Regions from separate parts of the Homo sapiens genome. Here region 2 is linked to region 1. The links are chromatin loops, found by intact Hi-C in ENCODE. Cell type or tissue: MCF 10A. All regions are shown on one strand. Links, peaks and the distances in the headings refer to the core of each region. The heading gives the core; the rest is flanking DNA.

Region 1 (9,141 bases), core at 4,142-9,141:
GTGGTAATCACTGCCTATGTTCGTCCAAGGCCCTAGTGCTCTACAATCAGCAGGTGGTAAAGCCAGCCAGGCTTGCGTCCTTTCCTTCAGGATGGTGAGCTCCTCTTGGCCCTGGGCAGGTCTAGAGATGCTCTCTGGGAGCCAGGGCCTGGAGTTGGAAACCTTAGGAATCTACCTGATGCTCTATTCCACTGCAGCTGAGCTAGCATCCAAGCCACAAGACAAAGTCCTTCCCACCCTTCCCTTCCCATTCCACAAGTAGAGGAGTCTCCCCCCATGGCTGCCATCATCCCAGGCCTGTGGTGAGTACAACTTGGCTACCACTGATATTCACTTAAGGCCTGAGAGCTCTTCAGTCAGCTTGTGGTGAATGATACCAAGCCTGAGATTTTCCCATCAGGGCAGTGGGCTATCCTCTGGCCCAGGGCAGGTCCAGAAATGTCAAGACCCATAGCAAGTATTGCCTGGGTATCATTGTGGATTATTCAGGGCCCAAGGGCTCTTTAGTAAGCAGGTGATGGATCCTGACAGGACTGGGTCCTTCCCTTCAAAACGGCAGTTTCCCTTCTGGCCCAAGGTGTATCTAGAAATGTTGTCTGGGAGCTAGGGCCTAGAATGGAGGCCTCAGGACTCTGCCTGGTGCCCTATCCTACTTTGGCCAAGCTAGTACCCAAGTTGCAAGACAAAGTCCTCTTTACTCTTCCCCCTCTTCTCCTTAAGTGGAGGAAAAGAATCTCTTCCAGAGCTGCTTGCTGCACTGCCTGGGGCTGGGGCGGGTGGGGGAGTGGTGCAAGCACTTTCTTGGCTTCCCTGGCTGGTGTCTCACTAGGTCATTTGCCCGGCAAATCCACTGGCTCCAAGCCCAGCACAGCACCAAGACTTGCCCAGGAACTGCAGTTCTTGTGGTCTAGGTTGTCTCTCAAGTTTACTTAGAACCCTAGAGCACTTTAGCCCACGATGGCGGGACTTGCTGGAACTCAAGTTCCAACTGCTGGGATGGGTGATTCCCCTCTGGCTAGGGCTGGTCTACATGCTCCCTCCATGGGTGCCAGCTGAGTTCTGCCTGGTGTTGCTTTCCACTGTGACCAGGCAGCATTGAGTTCTAACACAAAGTCCCACAGTCACTGTTTCTCTCCCACCCACAAGTGCAGATTATCTGTCTGCACCACAGGCTGCTGACGGGGAAACGAGGAGGGGATGGCACCAGCAACTCAGGACTATCTTTCCTACCCTCTTCAGTGCCTATTTCAGTGATATGAAGTTAAAACCAGGTACTGTGATCGCTCACCTGATTTTTGGTTTTTATGAAGGTGCTTTTTTGTTCACTTTGGTGTTCCTTTGGGAGGATGATCAGTGAAGGCTTCTACTCAGCCATCTTGCTCCGCCTCCATCTGTCTTCTTTTCTCTTTAACTTTTTGGTCTATTTTCTGGAAGTTTTACACAACTTGATATTTTAATATTTTATTGCATTTAAAATCTATGCTGTACTATTTTTACTTGTGAAGAACATTTTTTGTTCTTTAAATATTCCTTTTTAAGTAGTGATATTTACTTTTTGGATGTAATATATTTGATTTGTTTTCTGATAATATTAATTATGCTCTTTTTCCCCCTTTCTTTCTTTAAAGTGTCCTCCCTGCTTTGTATTTATTCCTTCTCAGTTTTCACCTACTCTTTGTTGGGGTAACTTTCAGGTAGAAACTTTCCTCAAAAGCCTGGTGATCCTTTGCTGGCTATTCATATTGAAGAGTGAGGCACTAAAAGCCTGATTAGGGGATCTGTCTTTGTGTGGAAAGGGCTCATTGACTGTGGGCCTCACTGTAGGGTGATGGAGCAGAAGTCCAGCTGGTTCACTGGGAACCCCAGATAGCAATATCTATAGGTTTTTGCCATTGGCTTGGTCAGTTTCCTCAGAGAGAAATTCTTTTGTCTCACGCCAGGAGGTTAGAGATTAACAGAAGCATTTTGGAGGCACAGTGTGGGAAGCTGTACAGATGTGAGAGGTCTCACTATTCAGAATGCCGTACCTGCCACCACAATCTCCTCTTCCCACCTGCAACTTCTGGGAACTATGAAACAGTTCTCCATGTTTATAATTTTGTCACTTACAGAAATTTTTTTAAGTGGAATCATGCAGTATACACCTTTTGGGATTGACTTTTACACTCAACATAATTCTCTGGAGATTGATCTAAGTTGTTAAGTGTATAAATAGTTTCCCTTTATTATAGTAGCATTACATGGTATGGACACATCACAGTTTATTTAACCACTCACCCATTGAAGGACGTCTGGGTTGTCTCCAGTTTTTTACTATTATGGGTAAAGCAGCTATAAACATCCATGTACAGATTTTTGTGTGAACATATGTTTTTGTTTCTCTTGGATAAATGCCCAGGAATGCAATTGCTGGGTTGTATGGTAGTTGCATGTTTAGTTTTTTATGAAACTCCCATTTTCCAGTATGACTGTTTCTGCGTTTTAAATAAAAACTTAGTTAAACATGGAAGTGTATGTTCAAAGTTCTTTTCCTTCTACTCTTTGAAGATGTTATTCCATTTCCCTGCATTGAATGTTGCTGTTGAGAAGTTAGATATCAATCTCACTCTTACTTCTTTGTAGGTGATCTTTTCCTCTCTGGAAGCTTATAGAACTTTACTTAAAATTTTTTTTCCAGGCTCTACATTAAGGACAAAAGAATTTCATTTTTGACTTTCAGACTTTTAAGATTCCACTGAAATGTATCTAGATGTGAATTTATACTTACAGACTTAGTTGGGAATGCAGTGGATTCTTTCCATATTAACATGCATTCTTTTGTATTATGGGAAATTCTTGGTTATTATTTTTTCAAATATTTTCTCTACTCTGTTTAGTCTTTTGGGGTTTCTAGTATATAGATCTATTGTTGCATTAAAAACTACCCTAAAACTTAATGGCTTAAAACAGTATTAAGCCTTTATTATCTTGTGCAATTTCTTGAGGTCAGGAATCTGGGGTGACTTAGCTGGGTGATTCTGGCTCAGAGTCTCTCAAAGTTGGAGTCAAGATGTTGGTCAAGGCTGCAATCATCTGAAGACTTGGCTGGTGTTAGAGAATCTGATTCCAGGATGGCTCACTCACATGACTGGCAAGTTGATGTTGGCAGTGGCCCTCAGTTCCTGCAAATGTGGACCTCTTTGTAGGATTGATTGGGTATCCCCCCAACATGGCAGTTGGCATACCCCTGAGCAAGGGATTTCAGAGAGAGTAAGAAGAAAGCCACATTGACATTTATGGTCTGGACTTGGAAACTACAATCTGTTAGTTCCTTAATATTCTACCAGTTACACAGGTCTGACCTAGTCAATGTTGTGAGGAGGTGGGTTGACTTCTACACAAGGAAGTGAATATCAGGAGATAGAGATCACTGAGGGCTGTCTTTGAAGCTGGCTACTATAGATCAGAACATTTCTTCTTTTCTATCTCCTGACTTGTCTTTCATTCTCATTTCTTTATCCCTTCCTGATGTCTTTTGGATGAGGTTCTCAACCAAGTCATTTAGCTCAGTAATTTCTCATTTAGCTGTATTCTCTCTGCTATTTAGCCTATGCCACTGGAGTGCAGTAATGCAATCATAGCTCACTGCAGCACTGAACTCCGGGCTCAAGTGATCCTCCATTCTCAGCCTCCCAAGTATCTAGAACCACAGGCATGCACCACCATGTCTGGCTCATTTTTGTATTTTTTTTGTAGAGACAGGGTCTATGTTGCCCAGGTTGGTCTCAAACTCCTGGCCTTAAGTGATCCTCCCACCTTGGTCTCGCAAAGCTCTGGGATTACAGGTATGAGCCACTGCACCTGGCCATCCCAAGTTATTTCAAAAACTAGTTTTTTTTTTTAAACATAAGTGTTGTATTATTTGTGCCTTATGCCCTGCAGGTGTATGCACATGAACATGTTTAAGGGGGTGGAGCGGGGGCAGGTAGCAGCTTGGGGGCAATAGCCAGCTCTTCCTCTACCTTCATTCCCAGGGCCGAGTACAGCCCCCAGCACACAGGAGATGCTGAGTAAACATGCATTGGGAGGAGAACAACATTAATAACAACACAGTGGTTATTGTCTTTTAAGTACTTGTTGTGTGTCCCTATAAACCTACAAGCACCCTCTGAGGTGGGCACTGACATTTCCATTCTGGAGGGACCTCAAGGCTGGAGAGGGGCTCTGGCAGAACTAAGTTCAGGTCTTTCTGCTCTGTTCTAGCCCTAAAATTGGGAGAATGGAATAGGAGAATGAGGAGGGCAGGACATCCATCCCTGAAAGAGGGGACCCGGTCAGTGCCCTAAAACCAAGGGTTCCAAGCAGTGTTCCCTGGGCCTCCCCATGTGCCTGGGAACAGAGGCCTGCAGCTTCTGCCACAAGACAAACATTGCTGGAAATCTGGGTGCTGGGGCTAGGCCAGCGTTTGCCTTTTCCTCCACGTCTCGGCAAAGCTACTCGAAAGTCTCTCATCCCCCAGCAGGAAAAGCATATGTTCTTTCCATATAGAGGAGAAATTGTTCCACCAGTGAGTAAGCCTCTTGGCTGCAGAGCCTGGCCCAGCCCGCAGAACACTGGACAGGAAGCTGGGCTGTGCTGGTTACCACTCCTGGAACTGGGACAGGGCTGGCTGACACCCTTGGAGACAACAATGGGCCTTCGGATGGGGCTGGGGGACAGTGGGGAAGCAGGGGCTGGGATGTGCCTGGAGACATTCAGTGGTTCAGGGTAGGAGGAACGTGAGTACACCCCTGAATAGAAGCCGCACTTTTCTCTATTCTGGCTGAGATGGGCTGGAAGAGGGGACGGAAAAGGGGACTGAGAGGGGCGGGGCAGCCTTTCCAATCCCCTCACTGGGTCAGCCCAGGAGTCTGGGTCTGAGTCAGAGGTGACTCAGGTGTGCTCAGAAAGGTGGGGCCGTGTTTTAGACTGTTATTTCCAGCTACCCAAAAAGTCTCTTTGATGCCTGCACGGTTAGGTGGCAGGCAGTGACTCTTGTCCCTGACACCTTAGTTCATCCTGCCAGTGTCGCAGGTCTTTCCACCAGCCTCAGCTGGATGGTGGATGCTGCTCTTTCCCTCAGCTCACCTGGGTCCTGCTTCTCTCTCCACCTTTTCCCCGTTTGTTAAGGACCCACTGAGAGCGGGGCTTGGGGAGTGTGGGGAGAGAAGGGACAAGGAAGCCAGGTTGTAGGAATGGGTAGGGGGGCAGCTGGCGGGGGGTAGAGGAGAAATCGGGAGGGGTTTCACATAAAAGGAAAACATTGAGAAAATGAGTACATTTAACCTGGAAAGTCAAAGACTCACGGGAGAGGATGGTGACATGAAAACCATTTGAAGATGTGTCACAGGTCACCTCATTAAAGTGGGATTGAATTTCTTGTGGGCGTGAGCTTGAGGGGGACAAACCTTGCTATGCCTAAATCCAGGGCCCCCACCCTCTGAGAAGTGCTTTTGAGAAGTTGATTTTCTGTCCTTGGACACATCCAGGCCAAGGGTAGATGACTCCCAGTCAGAAAGAGTCAGGTATCAGCTGGGAGGTGGACTGGAGTTTAGGTTTCAGACTGGTGGCCTGTGGGCCAGACACAGCCCTGACAATGTGCACAATGGCCAGCACTTGTGCATGGCCGCAGCAAGCTGGGGCTGAGTGGTAACTGCCTGCTCCAGCAAGACGTACACTCCCTGTTCCCCACAGCACAGCTGGTCTGTTTCAGTCATTTATTTTTCAGGACAGGCCCTTGAGACATTTTCATCTGTGACCCTTGGAATAGATGCCTGGAATACACCCACCTTTCTCTCTCTCTAGGTGTACCCTGTAGGCTCAGCTGGGGCAGCTGCAGGAGGAGGAAGTAGTACCTGCTAAGACGCAGGCCCTCCCATCGGCTCAGGGGACACCAGATAGCCTGAGCTGCCTGCCCTGACTGGGACCCCAGATAGGGCTCCCCGTGGGCTAGACATTACCACCTCAATAAACATCGCCTTTCCTTCTCCCATCCTCAAACCTCATCAGAATAAACCCCGCATTTGCTGGCATCGACTCCAATTGTGTTGAGGAGTCTAGAGGGGCAGCCCCAAGGCAGCTCTTGATTTTTAGATCAGTAGTGATGGATGCTGTTTATCAGCCCCTGCCCCTCCTGCCCCGGCCCCCCGCCCAGTGCTGGGCACCCTGCATACAGACTCTCAATCTTCTTTTCAGCCCTGCGTGGCAGGAAAGCCCATATGGTGGCTGCGGATACTGAGTGTCACAGAAGTAAGACACTTGCCCGCCATGACTCAAGCCAGAGCCTCAGCCCAGGTCAGCTGACTCTAAAGCTGGTGCTCTTTCTAGAGCTCTCGTTGCCTGTGTTTTACATGACTGCCGCACCTGCTGCTCTCCGGGGTCCTGCCTGCCTGGGAGTGGGGGTGGTGGGCACCTCCCCGGTTTTCTCTCCCCTCAGGGCATCTAAGCAAGTCGGGCTGGAAATTCCCTTTGAACTGCTCTGACTTCAGGAAACCTGGTTTGTCTCTCCTCTCAAGGAAGCCTGAAGCCATGGACAGAACCTTGGGCTGGGAGTCAGAAAGCCTGGGCTCACCTCCCAGGCCAGGCTGCATCATGCTCCAACCCCTCTCTGAGCCTTAGCATCTGTGGCTGAGTGAAGACTGCCTAGAGCATCCCTGGAGCAGCCCCCTAGGCATTTTTGAAGACACTGTCCCTCACACCTCATCCCAAAATGTTCATTATGCAGGTTCTGCCCTCGAAGCTTTCAGGAGGACAGACGGCCCACGGCCACCACCTGGTGGCCAGTCATAGCCAGACAAGGCCGACGCACCCAGCAGCCTTGAAGGCACGTAAGAAATCATAAAACTGCAGGGGGCTGGGTCATCACCTTGAAACCCTGTGGACAGGGTGGGAGAGAACCCTGTGAGAGTAGATTGCATCTCCCACCTCTTCCAGACACGGGAGGGGGCCCTCCAGCTTCCCAGAGGTCAGTGGCTCAGATGGGAGGCATTGCCATCCTAGGACAGCTGAGGGGAAAAAAACACTTGAGTTTGGGGATCAGGCAGGTCTGGATTGAAATCTCTTGGGTTCTTAACCTTGGTCGAGTCCCTCATCTGTGCAGTGGGCCATTTGGGACCCATCTTGCCGGGCTGTGGACCTCTCTGCATGAACAGGCAGCCAAGGGAGGCGGCATGGGGAGAGGCTGGACCTGTGACTGAGTGCACCTTGGTGGCGCCCAGCCCTGGGGCCAGCTCTCAACTGTGGCTGCACATCCTAACACCTGATGCTTAGGCAGTGCTTCTCTCATAGCATGGCCCCCGGGCCAGCAGCAGCGGGGAACTTGTTAGAATGGGGAACTTGCACATTCTCGAGCTCCACCGCAACCCACTGCATCTGAAACTCTGGGGGTGGACCCAGCACCTGCCAGGTGATGCAGTTGCTCACTGTAGTGTGACAGCACCGTGTTCAGGTGCTGGGATGGTTGAGAAAGCACTGCAGGTGACTCAAAAACCCTAGGACCAGAATCACCTGTGGAGGTTAAAAAAAGGAACAGCTTGGCCAGGTGCGGTGGTGGCTCACGCCTGTAATCCCAGCACTTTGGGAGGCCGAGGTGGGGTGGATCACTTGAGGTCAGGAGTTTGAGACCAGCCTGGCCAACATGGCGAAACCTCATCTTTACTGAAAATGCAAAAATTAGCCAGGTGTGATGGCACATGACTGTAATCCTAGCTACTTGAGAAGCTGAGGCAGGAGAATCGCTTGGACCCAGGAGGTGGAGATTGCAGTGAGCTGAGATCCAGTCACTGCACTCTAGCCTGGGTGACAGAGTGAGACTCCATCTCAAAAAAAAAAATTGCTTGGACACCATTCCAATGATTTTTATTTAGTGGAAGCACTAAATTATTAATTATTATTAAAATAACAAGAATTCTGCCGTTGATTCTAGCGATCAGGGACAGCTCTGGTCCAGACCCTCCTCCCCATACAGGATGCCCTCCCCTCAGAGAGCCGAGCCCCGAAACAGAGTGCGGTGACTCTTCCTGGGGTGCCCTAGATGTGCAGGCAGTCCAGGGAAGAACAATTACTTATCGACACCTGGTGGGTGCTTAAGCTAGGACAGGCATGGTGCTGGGGGCTTTGCCTGCAACATCTCACAAATACCCTACGAGTTGCTAGAATTCTCATTTTACAGATGGAGAAACTGAGAAGTTCAGTAAACCACCTTAGGTCAAACAGCTACTAAATGACAAAGAGGATTCCAACCTACTTCTCTCTGACTCCACAGTTTGTTACCTTTCCTTCCTCATTTTACAAATAGGAGGGGTGACTTGCTCAAGGTTGCCGGGGTGGCACCCTTGACATTTCCTGTACCTTTGCTTCAAAGCCCACAAATGCTGTGGCACCAACTCAAGAGGAGCTGAATGCCACCCCAGGAAATAATGCCACCTCTCTGGGCATAAATGCACCAGGAATAGGGCTGGGATGCAACAGCAAAGGGTGGGATTAGTAATTAAGCCACATGCTACTTAGATTTCCAAGCCACATTTTGGACCCACAGGATTCAAGATATTAAGGAAATTGATACTTGCCCACCTCCCCAGCATAAGACTTCATTCCCTCCTAACATCACACAGAAATGGGTCCTGTCTACTGTTAACCCAGCTTGGAGAGAAGAATAAGAAGAGGACCCAGTGATGGCGTAGAGAAAATATAGAGCCACTTTACTATTAAAAATGTATTTTCCAAAAGCAAGGTAGTTGCTGTCCCAAAAAGCCGAAAGCCTCTAGTCCCTGCGGAACGGGCTGGATGGGGCTTCAGTCTGACACAGCCAGGCGGGGCAGCCCTCGGCGGGCTCGGATTCTCTGGGAGATTTGATAGAGCTCCATCGTTGCCCTCGCATCTTCCACCGAGCTGTGTCCAAGCAGGCTGTTCTGCAGACACAAGTATAGAGTGGGGACTTGGGATGAGGCTGAATTCAGAGGCCCCGTGACAGGGTCTTCCCTGGTCACATCCCGATTTCCAGAGTCCCCAGGTGGGTCAGTGGGTGAGAGTCTCTTGAGGTCTCTGACACTCTGGACTTAGGAGACTCAGCAGGTGGCTGGAGCTGGCCTGCCTTCAGCCCTGGGGCCAGTGGCACGAAAGCCA
Region 2 (9,751 bases), core at 1,551-6,550, 220 kb before region 1:
TGCATATGGCAATCTGCTACATTAGGTATAGCTCTTTTTTAGCACGATTCCTCTACAGGGAACCTCCCTGTCTGTCTCCTGCTTACCCATGAGGCTGTCCCCTTGCCTCCACCTTTTTAATTAATTAATTTGTTTTTATTTTGTTTTTGGCAACAGAGTCTTGCTCTCTCACCCAGTTTGGAATGCAGTGGTGCGATCATGACTCACTGCAGCCTTGACTTCTGGGCTGAAACAATACTCCCACCTCAGCCTCCCGAGTAGCTGGGACCACAAGCATCTACCACCATACTCAGCTAGTTTTAAAAATTTTTTTGTAGAGACAGGGTCTCACTTTATTGCCCAGGCTGGTCTCAAACTCCTGGGCTGAAGCGATCCTCCTGTCCTGGCCTCTCAAAGTGTTGGGATTATAAGCGTGAACCACCGTGCCTGGCCCCTGTCCCCACCTTGAGTAAATCAAGCATGTCTTGAAGTCTAGACCCAAGAGAATGAATCAGTGAGGTCCCAACAGGGGCTCCCAAGTTAAAGATGAGGCAGCCTTAGCCTATGAACTTGATTCTTTTGTTGCATGTTGAGTTCTGTGTGTATTTGTAACTCTGAGCCGTGAGCGTAGTCTCCTTTAGAAGTTCTGCCCTTAGCTCAGTAGGCTGCTCCGTATTTGGGAAGAGTTATGGTGGACAGCTGGACCAGAGAGTAAAGCCAGGGCTGTGCTGTCCTCTGGCCAGTGTGGTGGGGAAGGAAACTCCGACGGATCCCTATCAGGGCCACTTGTCCTGGCCATGTACCTCATGTGGGGTGGCTCTTGTTGCCTGCTCCATTGGTTAGATTTTATGCATAGCAAACCACCCAAAACTTAGTGACTTCTTTAGGATGACAGCCATTTGTTTAGCTCATGATTCTGTGGGTCAGCATTTTGGAGTGGGCTCCATTTCTTCAGGTCTTGCGGTTGGGTCTTGCAGATGTGCCTGCCCATGGTGGGCAGGTCAGCTGGGGGCTGGTTGCTGTAGGATGGCCTCAGCTGGGGCGCCCTGTCTCTGTTCTGTGTATTCTCTCATCCTCTAGCAGGCAAGCCTGGCCATGTGCTCATGGTGGCTGGCAAAGTCCTAAAAAAAGAGTGGAAGCAGCAAGGCCCCCTGGGACCTATGCTCAGAGCAGGCATGATGGATAACAGTCACTTCCAAGGCATTCAGTTGGTCAAGCAAGTGGCAAGGCCAGCACAGATTCAAGGGGGTGGGGGAATAACTGTCATCTCTTGATGGAAGGAGATGCAAAGTCACATTGCAGAGCATGTGGATACAGGGAGGGGTGGAGCATGGTGGCCATTTTTGCAATCTGAGCCTGTAGGAGCCGTGGATGAGGGTGTGCGGTGGCCCTTGCAGGGGTACAGATGTGCTTCAGCAGGTCTCATCTGCACCCTGTCTCTCCCCCAAGACCTCCTTAATGGAGTGAAGCTGGTGGTGGAGACACCCGAGGAGACCCTGTTCACCTACCAAGGGGCCAGTGTGATCCTGCCCTGCCGCTACCGCTACGAGCCGGCCCTGGTCTCCCCGCGGCGTGTGCGTGTCAAATGGTGGAAGCTGTCGGAGAACGGGGCCCCAGAGAAGGACGTGCTGGTGGCCATCGGGCTGAGGCACCGCTCCTTTGGGGACTACCAAGGCCGCGTGCACCTGCGGCAGGACAAAGAGCATGACGTCTCGCTGGAGATCCAGGATCTGCGGCTGGAGGACTATGGGCGTTACCGCTGTGAGGTCATTGACGGGCTGGAGGATGAAAGCGGTCTGGTGGAGCTGGAGCTGCGGGGTGAGATGCTAACGGGGACTGGGTGACACTGGGACCTGAGAGCAGAGGGGAGAGGACCAGAGAAAACATCCAGACCTCTGTGCTTTAGACATTTAAAAGTACTTAATTCTCAAAACAACCCACATGGAAGCTACTGTTGTGACCCCCATTTTACAGGTGAGAAAACTGAGGCACAGAGAGGTCAAGTAACTTACCTAAGGTCACACAGCTTGTAAACGACAGAGCTGGGGTCTGAACCCAAGCACCCAGCCTCTAGAATCTGTTCCCCTCTACCCGCTGTAATTCACATCTCATTCAGAGAGAGGAAAACCAGAGCTGGTCCCACAGCTTATTAGAGACAGAGCTGAGATTTAAGCAAGGTTAGCGGGTAACACAAGCGAATGAGGCAGCCCACTGTGAGACGATGGGAGTGGTGGGGACTGGGCACACTCCTGAGCCCTTGTCCTGTGCCCAGGGAGCTCCCACACTACTCAGGCCCAGCTGATGATGCCACGCCAGAATGCAGACCCCACTGCCAAATTTTCTGGCTTGACAAGATAAGCTTATATTTTTATGTGAGATCTCCTGATTTTTATGTAAAAACCTCCTTTTTAAAAACAAAACAAAACAAAAAACAAACAAAAAGCCCCCCCAAAACCAAAAACAAAAACCCAGTGCTGTCCAAACCAGCCACACCCTGCAAGCCGGATCTTGTATGTGGGGTCCCTGTTTGATCTTTAATTTGTATTTACCTTCTCTGTCTCTAGGATGGGGCTGTGTGTCCTCACATCTCTCCCACATGTTAGGGAGGCAGTTCGGGGATAGAGGAAGGTGACCTGACTTTAGCCCCAGCCCGTCCCAGCTATGACATGTGGGTAAATGCCTCATCCCCCTTAGAGCCCTGGGCCTCTCAGGTGTAAAATGGGGTATCACAATCTTTCCTCCTTTACCTCCCTCAGAGGCAATGAGGATAAGATGTATGTCCTTAAAATGCGTTCTCTGTCTTTGCCACCAGTGTCCACATGGCTTACATGGTGGCTCAGAGGGGCCGCATTCCTCATTCTTGAAGTTGGGGTGGCAGTGGAGTTGGGGAGAACCTGCAAGAGTCATTGGTCTGGGGTCTGCAGGGGCAGCCTAGAGAAACAGGGAGCCCTCACCCCATTCCCGGGGCTTCAAGGGCTAGGAATTTGGGGTGGAACCAGGCATGAAATAGTCCCCCTGCAAACACACGTAGAGGCTGCAAGCTGACTGTCAGGGCCCATGGGCTTCTCTGCCGCCCAACCTGGCTTTGCCCAGGTGCCTGGCTTCCGGCCCTGGTGAGATCGGAGGTTTGGGGCTCAGGCTGTTCCTGGGTCCTTGGCCACACGGAGGAGATTCCAAAGTGTCCTTCCCAGACCCCTAGGGTCACCTCCACTCCCTAAGGTTTCATTGACTTGGTAGAGACTACATCTCAGAAGTTTAAAAACTTTTTATTAGAGTAAAATTTCAAACACGAACATATCTTTTCAGGGCCTGTGGCCTCTATCAGACCCTGACCACAAGGAGAGAAACCGCCTGCCCCAGACCTCCCTGCCCTTGAGCCTCCTTTATGGAAGGCCCTTCCCCAACCCTCTCCCCACGGCCTCTAGGGCCTCTCCTTCTCCTGAAAATCATCTGCCACACGTGGAAAGTTCCTTGCATTTTCCTAGGAAATTTCCACATTCATAATAACGTAGACGATCGGGTCCCAGCTAACGAGTGGGGAGCTGGGAGTCAAACCTGGCCCCTAGAGCCCAAAGCCCGGGCCTGTCTGGAGAAGATGGCACAGCCTCACTGGGGGTCTGGCGACAGCCTTGCGGATTAGGTTGGGGACATTGTTGGGGACATTAATGGACTAATTAATTACCTTAACTCATGGATGTTTTCTGAGTACTGCTGTGAACCAGCTGAGTCCCAGGAGAGAGGCGGCAACGGACAGGAGGTCAGAGGTTTGCTGAGTTTTTCTGAGGGATGGTGTATGTGTGTGTGTTGCAGGCAGCACATGTCCCAGTGAAGGTGGGAGGAGAGCGGGGTGTCCAGCCAGCTGGGCCCCTGGCCACCCCCTAAGCTCCTCTTTCCTTCCCCTGCAGGTGTGGTCTTTCCTTACCAGTCCCCCAACGGGCGCTACCAGTTCAACTTCCACGAGGGCCAGCAGGTCTGTGCAGAGCAGGCTGCGGTGGTGGCCTCCTTTGAGCAGCTCTTCCGGGCCTGGGAGGAGGGCCTGGACTGGTGCAACGCGGGCTGGCTGCAGGATGCCACGGTGCAGTACCCCATCATGTTGCCCCGGCAGCCCTGCGGTGGCCCGGGCCTGGCACCTGGCGTGCGAAGCTACGGCCCCCGCCACCGCCGCCTGCACCGCTATGATGTATTCTGCTTCGCTACTGCCCTCAAGGGTGAGTGGAATAGCCAAGCGCGGGCCTGTGGGTTTGGTGGCCACCTGGGACCTGTGAGAGGGCAGCTTCTGGGGAGCTCTGGCCCCCTCTGCTGGCTCTGCTGGTACTGCCACCTGGAGGCCAAGAGCACCAGCCACCCTAGAAGCAGCATCTGGTTGAGTTTTGAGTGCTTTGCTGCTGCTGCGTTATGCAGGGCATAAATCATTGGTTTCTTCATTCATCAAATGTTTACTGAGTGCCTACCATATGCTGGGGCCTAGACTAGGCTCTCGGGAATCACAGACGAATAAAACACAGCCTGTCTTCACAAAGCAGCTCATTTCGTAGGAAGATGAACAAGTAAAAACAGAAACTGGTTCAGTGTCATATGCCAAGCCCTTGGAAAAGTGTCTGACACATAGTAGGTGTTCAGTAAATGACCGAATGGGCAAGAGACTCTGACTGGTCCAGCCTAGGTGGGGTGCCCACCCACCTAAATAGGGAAGGGTGGTGGGGGAGTGCAGACATGTCTGGAGGGACCTGGGTTCTATGGCAGGTGGGACAGAGCTCTCTGGGACAGGGTGAAGATTAGAAAGTGTTCTCTGCAGATGCCTGCAGTATGGTAGCTCCCTGGGCTCAGACGGGTCTTTGGGGCTGGCATCTCTGCAGACCCCGCTGTGCTCTCTGGCTGCCCCCTGCGCTGTACGGCACTCACGCCCCCTTTCCCCCAGGGCGGGTGTACTACCTGGAGCACCCTGAGAAGCTGACGCTGACAGAGGCAAGGGAGGCCTGCCAGGAAGATGATGCCACGATCGCCAAGGTGGGACAGCTCTTTGCCGCCTGGAAGTTCCATGGCCTGGACCGCTGCGACGCTGGCTGGCTGGCAGATGGTAGCGTCCGCTACCCTGTGGTTCACCCGCATCCTAACTGTGGGCCCCCAGAGCCTGGGGTCCGAAGCTTTGGCTTCCCCGACCCGCAGAGCCGCTTGTACGGTGTTTACTGCTACCGCCAGCACTAGGACCTGGGGCCCTCCCCTGCCGCATTCCCTCACTGGCTGTGTATTTATTGAGTGGTTCGTTTTCCCTTGTGGGTTGGAGCCATTTTAACTGTTTTTATACTTCTCAATTTAAATTTTCTTTAAACATTTTTTTACTATTTTTTGTAAAGCAAACAGAACCCAATGCCTCCCTTTGCTCCTGGATGCCCCACTCCAGGAATCATGCTTGCTCCCCTGGGCCATTTGCGGTTTTGTGGGCTTCTGGAGGGTTCCCCGCCATCCAGGCTGGTCTCCCTCCCTTAAGGAGGTTGGTGCCCAGAGTGGGCGGTGGCCTGTCTAGAATGCCGCCGGGAGTCCGGGCATGGTGGGCACAGTTCTCCCTGCCCCTCAGCCTGGGGGAAGAAGAGGGCCTCGGGGGCCTCCGGAGCTGGGCTTTGGGCCTCTCCTGCCCACCTCTACTTCTCTGTGAAGCCGCTGACCCCAGTCTGCCCACTGAGGGGCTAGGGCTGGAAGCCAGTTCTAGGCTTCCAGGCGAAAGCTGAGGGAAGGAAGAAACTCCCCTCCCCGTTCCCCTTCCCCTCTCGGTTCCAAAGAATCTGTTTTGTTGTCATTTGTTTCTCCTGTTTCCCTGTGTGGGGAGGGGCCCTCAGGTGTGTGTACTTTGGACAATAAATGGTGCTATGACTGCCTTCCGCCATCCCCAGCCCTTTTCTGTGTCTCCATCTCGTTCGGTCTCAGGGCGCAGCCCCCTGCCTGGTGGGTGTGGTGGGGGCAGTTCTAGCCCAGGCTTCATAGGTTGGCTGGGTCAGGTCCCTGGGGTGAACAGGGAACTCTGCGGGCTGGTTCTAGCCTTGCCTGCTCAATGGTTCACCCGGTCCTGGGTGCTGGCCTAGTGGCAGAGGACCTGGCTTCTGTCTTCACCATCCCCACCCCTTGGCAGTGCGTCTGTCTGTGTGAGGCTCAGCAGAAGAGCCAGAGGTGTCTGTCAGAAGACAGAGGAGGCTACGCCCTCCAGAGGACCTCAGAGGCCAGGGATCTAGGGGCCAGTGCTCCGTGTGCCTCACCCTCTGCCTCCCACTCCCACCCCCGCCTCAGGAAACTTGACTTGTTGCCTTGCGCAGGAACGCCTCTGCCACTCACCAACCAGTTATTCCTTCGGTTCTTCCCTTAGCTCAGTGCTCCTCATAGTGTGGTCGGCAGCATCAGCATCACTGGGATCTTGTTAGAAGTGCAAATTCCTGGGCCCCAGCAGAGACCTGCTGAGTCAGAAAGTCTGGGGTGTGGACCGGCACCCTCTGTTGTCACCAAAGCCCTTTAGGTGATTCTGATGCACGTTCAAGTTTGAAAACCACTGACAGTCGCACCACCAACTAATCAGTTAATGAAGTAATGATTGAGCGCCTACTATGTGACCAGTGCTGTACACTCTACTTTGGCCCACTGTTCTTTCTAGAGGTAGAGATGCAAGTATGTATATATATACGAACAAACAGCTGTACACACGCCCACGCCTGAAAAGATACCAGGACCCAGGAACTCACACTGGCCTGCAAGAACCAACACACACACATATTCACACAGACTCAATGGCGTGTCCAGCGACTGTGACGAGGGAGGCGTCTGAGGAGGTGGCACTGGTGGAAGGATACTGCCTGGCATGCGTGTGTGGGCTCAACTCTCAAGGTTTGTCAGGGGAATCCGTAAACAATTAGAATTGTTTTCATTGCTATTCTACAGTGTACTTTTTTTATTTTTTATTTATTTTTTATTTTTTTGACAGAGTCTTGCTCTGTTGCCCAGGCTGGAATGCAGTGGTGCGATCTTGGCTCACGGCTCACTGCAACCTCCACCTGCCGGGTTCAAGCAATTCTCCTGCCTCAGCCTCCCGAGTAGCTGGGATTACAGGTGCATGCTGCCATGCATGGCCAATTTTTGTATTTTTTTAGTAGAGACAGGGTTTCACCATGTTGGCCAGGCTGGTCTTGAATTCTTGACCTTGTGATCCACTGGCCTCAGCCTCCCAAAGTGCTGGGATTCCAGGCGTGAGCCACTGTGCCCGGTCTCTATAGTGTACTTAAGGGCAGGATGCCCAGACCTTTTTGCTAGTAGCTGGCAAGCAGTTTACCTTGAAAATGTGTAAGCAAGATTCACTGTTCTCAGACTGTCTGCAGTTTGTTTTTTCCTTCCCTTCTTATAAATCCTGATTTTTGCCTCTGTTCTTGGATTCAGTCTACCAACCCACCAGAGCAGTGTGATCACAAAGAACCAAAGCATGCAAGGTGACCAGATGTCTGGCTTGAGTTGCTCTTTGACAGTGCCCACTTGTAAATCCATATGGCACCGACTGACGCATGTCACACGTGACAGGCACAGCCAGGTACACACATGTAGAGACATATCACATGTGCTTACATGCAGATCATCTACCAAACACATTGGGACCCTAGGAAAAATAAAGCACGACAGATGTGACTGTCCTAGGCGCTCTGAACAGACCAGAGTCACAGAGTCACACCAATTTGAGATCATTTGATCAAAACCTGTCTCCACTGCCACCATTCCTAAGACCCCTTTGGGGGACTCCGGGTCATGATTGCCTTCTTCTTAAATTAAAAGAGGGAAAAGAAAAGAGATAGATCTCTTCCAATGTCTTTATTATTATTATAATATTATAATCTTCAGTTTTCAAAAATATAAATAGGTGCACGGAACCCTGGTGCCTGCACGGTCCCGGGGGCGGGGGTGGGGAGGGGAGAAGGTTGGGCGGCACCCCCCACTGGGCAGGAAGTGCCCCCAGCAGCCCTGCCGAGTTGCCACCTGTTAGGGTGGCAGACCCAGGTGAGAGAGAGGACACTGAAAGAGGGACCCTTGGAGGGAACCCAACTCCCAGGCAGCGGAGGTCCCTCTGATGGCTCTCTCCTGCCGGCTTACCCTCGGCAGGAGGCAGGAACCCACCCCTCTCCCCCAAGGCTTTTCCCTCATACAGATGGTGTAGCCCTCCTGGCTCCTTCTCATCCAATACATTCAGCTGCGGTTCCGAGTTCTTCCTGCTCTCAGGCCTCTGCTCCTTCCAGCTCCTTTGGAGCCCTCCTCCCTCCTCCCTAGCTCTCCCTGGAGGTGAAATAACCAACGATTGCACTGCTCTTGGATAAAGTCAGGAAACAAAAATAATCTTCTTTATTTAACTTAACCCCTCCCCTTCTCCCCCTGTCCCTGCACTGGTCCCTGGAAAGGCACGATGGGAAATTGAAGAAATGTCTCTAAACTCAGTCCAAGGGTTATAATAAGTTTGCTTTGCTTTGGCATTCGGCGGACAAATTAGATGCGGTTTTGCTGATTTGGAGGGGTGAGTGGGTGCATACACAAATGTGGGATTTATTTTTTTCCTTCTTTAATGGGATTCCTTATATGACAAAAAGCGACAAGAAGAGGACACCGTCTGGGTGGGATGCACGTCAGCCTGGCAGGCTCCTGGGCTCAGCGTCCTGGGTGCGTCCTGGAAGCTCTTCTCAGTGGGCTGTGCTGGGGCGGCTCCTCCGAGGGTGCCGTGAGCTCCGCTTCTGTAGTCTGCGTTTGTAGGTGGTGGCTAGGACGAAAGGGAGATGGAAAGATATCAGTGGACCTGGAAAGAAAGTGGGGCGAGCCCAGGCTCTCCCCAGACTACCCTCTCTCCCTTGTGGAAACCAGGACTCAGGCGCCTGAGGCTTTATCGGCTTTCCTGATTTGGATTTTTCTTGGACTTTCTGGCTTTTTCTCCTTCATCCTCCAAGTGAGCCCTCTCCTGGGACAAGTACGTGGCCCTTCTAAGGGCAGTGGTCAGCTATTTGTGACTGAGCAGCCCCCCGACCTCCCTTCCCTTGCTCAACCCTGTGGACGGTGTAGGGTCCCCAGGAGAGGGGACGGGGGGAAGGCTGTGCTGGCAGAATCTAACCCTGTGCTCAGCGAGATGGCCGGGGTGATGCTCACGGTCTGTGCAGGTGATCTGAGGCTCCTCCCAGTGCCCGCTGGGCTGGCACCGGATGGTGGGCATGTGGCGCTGGACAAACCCCTCTGTGCACTGGTACCGCACCAGGGAATTGATCTCATACCGGTCCTTCTTCTGCCCGAAGGTCCTGGCATGCTCCACCACAGGGGGCTCTCCGCAGGCCACTGAGGGGCAAACACCCTTTATAAAGGGTCTCATAGGGTCTCCTGGGATGACCTATGCTGGTTGTGACCCGAGGCACTGTGGGGGACACAGCCTCAACATCTGACAGTGAGCCCTGGACGTTTTCATGCAGCGCTAAGAATCTGGAAGCCGCTGGCTGTAACATCTGGGTTCCTCAACAATTTAGAACAGCAGGAAGGGAATACAAACGGGGTGGTCTTTAAAGGGATGAAGAGAAGATGAAAGGGAGGTAGAAAGGTGTGGAGGGCGAGAGCCAGGCAGACTCAGGCTTCTTGATGAAAACATCTAGTTCAGGGGAAAATGAGACTGAAAGGAGGCCTGGGGGACGCAAGGTGGTGAGCAGGGGCAGTGGGGCGCATCCTACCAGCACCTCAATGTCCACAGACTGAAAGCCAAAGGATCGAGGCCTGACAACTATGA

What was found. Hi-C counts contacts between places; a loop is a spot of excess contacts. Peaks named below come from ENCODE experiments on the same cell type or tissue, not always from the same donor. Only the 100,000 strongest peaks of a DNase experiment are listed, where the experiment ranks them.
Region 2: a loop joins it to region 1, with 6 times the contacts of the local background. A loop is called at or near these places in 3 of 110 quality-filtered maps.

What each region holds. Positions count from the first base shown.
Region 1 is chr15:88,655,201-88,664,341 of GRCh38, reverse strand. ISG20 (interferon stimulated exonuclease gene 20) reads right to left here. Exons shown (of 4, transcript NM_002201.6): 4 at 7,859-8,927. The coding sequence ends at 8,811. Among named protein-coding and RNA genes, the nearest start is that of ISG20, 21 kb to the right of the region's middle. RefSeq lists an enhancer at 7,316-7,365. In MCF 10A, for the core only: a CTCF peak has its summit at 6,789 (motif pointing left); DNase peaks (open chromatin) are centred at 4,591, 4,891 and 6,781.
Region 2 is chr15:88,873,403-88,883,153 of GRCh38, reverse strand. HAPLN3 (hyaluronan and proteoglycan link protein 3) reads left to right here. Exons shown (of 5, transcript NM_178232.4): 3 at 1,429-1,797; 4 at 3,885-4,187; 5 at 4,898-5,860. The coding sequence ends at 5,184. ACAN (aggrecan) reads right to left here. Exons shown (of 19, transcript NM_001369268.1): 18 at 9,130-9,312; 19 at 7,801-8,749. The coding sequence ends at 8,673. Among named protein-coding and RNA genes, the nearest start is that of HAPLN3, 17 kb to the left of the region's middle. RefSeq lists an enhancer at 4,029-4,604. In MCF 10A, for the core only: a CTCF peak has its summit at 4,291 (motif pointing left); a DNase peak (open chromatin) is centred at 4,273.